Regions from separate parts of the Homo sapiens genome. Here region 1 is linked to region 2. Evidence: chromatin contacts called from ENCODE Hi-C or POLR2A ChIA-PET data. All regions are on one chromosome and are shown on one strand. Each heading gives the region's core, a stretch centred on a gene start or an enhancer-like site at or near the end of the contact. The rest is flanking DNA. Distances are from core to core; before and after follow the strand shown. Region 1 overlaps LOC107986651 (a long non-coding RNA gene). Region 2 holds the start of LINC01625 (long intergenic non-protein coding RNA 1625).

What was found. Hi-C counts contacts between places; a loop is a spot of excess contacts on that map. ChIA-PET counts read pairs that join two places held with the same protein, here RNA polymerase II (POLR2A). Pooled maps may share reads with other maps.
Region 1: a map with no recorded cell type shows a loop between it and region 2 (5-fold over the local background). The contact joins the enhancer-like site here to the promoter of LINC01625 in region 2. A Hi-C loop is called at or near these places in 2 of 168 maps with a recorded cell type or tissue (K562 and endothelial cell of hepatic sinusoid), 4 of 37 single-sample maps with no recorded cell type and 4 of 50 pooled maps. POLR2A ChIA-PET finds 5 or more read pairs at or near these places in 5 of 52 experiments (BJ, CD4-positive, alpha-beta T cell, K562 and 2 more).

What each region holds. Positions count from the first base shown.
Region 1 is chr6:139,435,261-139,438,061 of GRCh38, reverse strand. It overlaps LOC107986651 (a long non-coding RNA gene), which reads right to left. Exons shown (of 6, transcript XR_001744382.1): 4 at 1,602-1,725. Among named protein-coding and RNA genes, the nearest start is that of LINC01625, 38 kb to the left of the region's middle. Within about 2 kb of position 1,266, at least 3 of the 41 ENCODE cell types and tissues checked have a DNase peak (open chromatin) inside an H3K27ac peak, as active enhancers do.
Region 2 is chr6:139,473,221-139,475,920 of GRCh38, reverse strand. It overlaps LINC01625 (long intergenic non-protein coding RNA 1625), which reads left to right and starts at 1,325. Exons shown (of 4, transcript NR_033919.1): 1 at 1,325-1,355. RefSeq lists an enhancer at 2,436-2,700.

The DNA.
Region 1 (2,801 bases), core at 17-2,516, 38 kb after region 2:
TCAGTGACAAGGAAATCTGCATGGTAAAGCCAACACACTTTACCATGGAGCTGTGCATATATCAGGCTAGAGATTCAGAGAAGCCAAAGGAAGATCCGTGGTTGCTGGAGGAGCTGTGGCCTGGGTGGTCCACAATGTGAACTCATGACCGTCATCAGTTTGCATAATCTGCCACTGCACCTGCAGTTCTACATCCACCTTCAGTGGGTGAAATATGGCTGCTGCTTCACTTTCTCCTTCCAGATCTTGTTCAAATCTTTTTTGTGCCTAAATGTAACCTGGAGCCACAATGAAAGGGATTACGAGAAATGGAGTTTAACTAAGATGACCCAGTACAAAGGTACACAATAGATGTCTCCATTTCTCTCCCCGGAATGAGTTTGTAGAAACAACAGCTATAATCATTCTAAATTCAATTTAATCCTAGGCTTGGCACCAAATCTCAAGGTTCTGGAATTTCCAGAAGACTTGCTTAAGGGTCTCATTCTCATGTCTAAATGTAGGAATGGAGAAGTCAACTAAATAGGAGATCCTTACAGAAACAAGAAGAAATGAAGGATTGGAGTTGGGAACTATTTGAAATTATACTAATGATCATGTCTTCTATTGAATTAAAAGCAACTACCAGTAATGTACTAAGGAGTTTTCCAAATTCCTAATCCTCTCTGTTGCCCTCCAAAAAAAAGGAGAGAGACAGAGAGAAAGATAAAAGTAGCAAGCTGCTCTTTGCATGAAGAAGTCATTCATGTATTCATCGACAAGAAGCAGCAGCCAAGCATTTACAGAGTACCTATCCAGCTACTCGGGCAGGCTGGGCACTGTGCTAATATAGCGTCCTACATGGGGACTGTCTTACAGAAGATTGGAAAAAGGATAAGAATCCATTTTTAGCATATTTGAACAGAAAGTTGCTATGCAACAGCCTCACACCTAAGCAAAATGCTGGCTGCTGGCCTTCAGCCTGGGCATGGCCCAGGGCAGGTGGAGGCAACTGACACCAAGGACATTCTCTCAGAGACAAGACAGCCCCTGGAAGCCCCACTAGCAGATCTACCTGGGATCCTTAGATTAAAAATTATGTGCAAATAGCTATCAAAATGTCAGAGAACACTCAACTAAAAGCATGATCATGATCGTCATCATCATCATCATCGTCATGACTCCTGCTACCCACACAATCTGCAAATAGCAAGACTTTTGTCCTTCTACACAGACGTGGAGTCCAGCCAAATACCTCTGTGGCCTGAGGCATCTGCAGATCTGGACCCAGTCAACAGAGGTTGAGTGATTGGATGTGGGCCAGAAAATTCCTTACTTTTATTTCTTCCACTTGGTGGAATAAGAACACAGTGTTGTCTTGGTAAAACCCGCTCCTGTGCTTCTTCCCTTTGCAAAAGGCAGGCTGGACATCATTACTTTGAAAACATGACATTTTTTGCATTGGTGAGTTGGGTTGGGTTTTGTTTTGCTGTTGTTGTTTCCTGTATAATGATTATTCACATACACCTGACTAATCACTTGTCACATTAAAAGTCAAAGGCCTCCCATCAGGAATTTAGAGGATTTATTTTCCCCACCATGGAGTTCTCATCAGGACTGACCTGTTAGAACCAGTTTGATGGCCACAGCTGCTTGCATCCCCATGACTGCCGCACAGTCCCTTTAATCACTTCTCAGAGTCCAGGGAGGTCCCTGGGAAGGCTGATTCCACTGCGGGATATTTATCTGAAGTAAATTCAGAAAATGGTGTCATCTCTTGCCATGTGGATGCAGAATATCATAATAATATCATTCCTATTCGTTCCAGTAAGGTTCATTTGACTGTATCTGCTTTTATTTTAAAATAGAAATCTTGCCCTGCTGTGGATCACACATTTTCCCACCCAAGTTAATTGGTAATGCCAAAAATGTACCTTATAATGGATTTTTACTAGGCATTAAAAATATATAATTGGCCAGGCACAGTGGCTCACTCCTGTAATCTCAGCACTTTGGAAGGCAGAGGCGGGAGGATCGTTTGAGCCAGGGAGTTCGAGACCAGCATGGGCAACATGAGACCCTGTCTCTATTTTATAAATAAAAAATAATAACAAAATTTTAAAATACATAATCAAGTAAGAGCAGCTATATTGAAACATTCATATAAACTCTAGTCAATACATTTGGTTTCTCAGCTATTCCTCCACAGTGAAATATTTGGTATTAAATAAGTGTATGTTAAGTGGTAATAAATCTTCAACTTCAGTCATTTCAATATTTTGCTAACCTCCAAGCAATTGACTTTTAAATTCATCTAATTTTTATTATTATGATAATACATAAAATCATGTTCATCAATACAAAATAGATCCATTTAGCTCATCAGTATTTTATATATTCATAAATTTTATAAAATATGAGGAAATTTTCATGGTATTTTCTGATGTGCCTTGTTAGAGAATAAAATTTATGCTTTTGAAAAATTATATTTGGTTACTAGTCTTTCCCTCTAGTCTTATAATTTTCTGACAAAAAATACACCCTCTACAATAAAACATAAATATTCAGAATTTGAAAACACATGACAATGATGAATTGGTCACATTTACATTTATTAACTATAACAAAAATGTAATATCTACCATCAGTAAGAACTTGCTATATGCCAGGTGCTGTGCTAAACACATTATGTGGGTTACCTCCCTTAATCCTTATAAAACTTCTGTGTGTGAGTACTGAGTACTATAAGTATTAGACCCATTTCATACATAAATAACATATGCTGTAGAGAGGTAAAGTAAATATACAAGGCTACCCAGCTG
Region 2 (2,700 bases), core at 76-2,575:
CCTACCAACCCTGCACCATGAGAGAATGAATAAATGAATATCTAACAGGGCCCACACAATACCCACGAGATAATCGGCATTCTGAAAGTGTCTGAAGATATCATGTATGATAGACACCAAAGAGTGACCCTGTGCATTTCACTCCTGAATTACTGGTTGGCAGAAATGGCTGAGCAACACAAACAGATCTGAGAAGGACAAAACAGATAAATTCAGAAAACAGGTCAGCATGATTAGTAGATGTCAGAAATGATACTTTTCTGTCCCCCACCCCCTTCTGATTTATGCAGGACACTGTTTCTAATTTCCTTTGTTTTTCAACCCCAATATATTCCAGCTCCAGTTATTCACTACAAATGGCCACACTGTTTACTGAAGGCTGGCGTGTCAGTTGTTGAAGGAAGAAGGGACCGAAGTAGTGCCTGTCTCCAGAAGCCCAATTTCTAACCCCTCTGGGGTTCCAGCCTCCTAGCGAGTAGACGAAGACTGCCAAAGGTTGATCTCCAAATTGAGTTTCTCCAAGGCCAGCTTGCAGAGGCCTGGCAATCAGAAGAGGATACTAAAGGAGCATCCTAACGACAGACACACTGAAAATAATTATCCTGATTCACAAACACCCTCAAAGCTATGAGAATGGTCTTATAAGCAAGGTCTGCTTTAATGGAAACATAAGTATTATGCATTGCAGTCTATCGTAAATTGGTTGTAATTTTCTCCTGACACTTTCTGAATTAAACTAGTTAGTATACGAAAAATAATAATAATAATAATAAAATAATAATAATAAATGCCACAAAGCAAAAGCAAACTGGGTGTCTGAAGGTTAATGATTGCTCATGAAAGCCACAGAAATAAATTATCTGCCTAGGGACACTGTCACATGATCAGCACAAAAGCTGCAACAGCCAAAAATGTTTATGTAGAGGAAAAAAACACATCAGCGTCACAGAACCCTTCCCCCCACAGCTAAATTCAAGTCCTGAGCCAGCCAGCTGCTCCTGACTGCTTACATTAAACTAATTTGTGCTGCTACATTGCAGCTGCTTAATTTTTAGTCTGAACTTTATCACCAATAAGTGTTACAATAACAAGCGATATGATGGTATCTCTGAAGAAATATCCATCAACCCCCAAACAATGACAACCTCACAAGAGTACACTGCAGAAAAACAAATTTAAAAAACAACAACAAAAAAAAACAAAAAAAAAACACAAAAAAAGAAAGGAAGAAAGAAAATTACCCCCACACTGCCTCTTTAAAGGGGGGGAGGGGCAAACTTTTAGTGGGAAAGGCTTTAAAATGCTGCTTTGTTCCAAAGGCCATTCTGCAATGATGAAGGGGGATGATTGAAAAGGTTAGTAGCAGGGGAAGAGTTAACAAGTAAGATGTGCTTTTGCTAAGAGGGGGTGATTTGCAAGGTGAGAGCTTTAGAAGGGGGAAGGCAATTTCCTTACAACAATGCAATCGGTACTTTCTGTCTTGCTCACAGTCCTCCAAGACGTTATGCAAACCCAAACTGCAGCCTGGGCGGTAATTTCAGAGTTGCCCCAAACATTATTCTTTGGCCAGCCGGGTACTGGAGCTTACAATATTCCGTGTTGTTCCCCATGTTTTCCTGTGTTATTTTCCTAGCTCAGTGCAAATGCAGAAACTCTTCTTTGGGCAGAAAGAGACACTGACCTGAACTGGTTTAAATTCCTGCCAAATATGCAGGCACTGTTTTTGCTACATTTTGGAATTTGGCTTAGACCATATGTCAGGCATTTATTTGTACTCAGAACTAGAATGGAGACCTAACAACTTCAAAAAATAAAAGCTTTTTTGTTTTTAAAGCATTAAGAATGTCCTGAAAGTTTTCTATTATTAATTAATCTGAATATGATTAATGTTTTTAGTTAAGATATCTCATTACACACTCTCCTGTTTACTGCAGGGGAAATTCAGCTTCACCCTGCTCAGTAATTACAAAAACAATTCCTTTGAAAGCAAGGGAAGAACACCCGTGTCAGCTATTTACAGCATTTAAAAAATTCTGTGGTTTTCAGAATTAAGGTTCAAAGTGAATGTTATTAATGTTGAGTAATAAAGTAGTTTTTCTTGCACAGATATACTAAATGTAAAAAGAAATGTTTACACTGGAATGATTTTCCCAGGGTGGGAATCGGGGCTGGGGAGTTGGAGGTTTGGGCCCACCCTAGGTTTTTCAACTTGACATCTTTACATCTTACGGTTCCAGCCCAGGTCCTAGCAGATTTCTTTTTTCAGAGAGCTGGTAAATCACGCTACGGGACTGACTCAGAGTGCCACGGGGCATGGCCTTGTTTCGTGGGTTTCTGTTGATGATCCTCCACCGTGGCGGGGCAACTGTGTTTGCAAGAGCCCTCCAGGAGAGGATCCCGGGGAGAAGTAGATGGATGAGGAGTCCCTGGAGCCCATCAGGATTTCTCTTCCCCTCCCCCTCTCTGGTGCCAAATGGGTCACTTGCACAGTGCAAAGCTTTCTCTCCACAGAGCTCAGCGTGATACCTCCGTCTGCTGTTGGCAAAGCTTTAAGACTGCTGGGAACTCAGACGAAATCATCCACAGGCTTGGAGGTGTGGCAGGGTGTAACTAGAATGAGTGCAACTTTTTAAACGGCTCCTAACCATAGGCAGGCTGGGAAGGCCCCAAGACGGAAGGGCAGCCGAGGGGAGGGTCGCT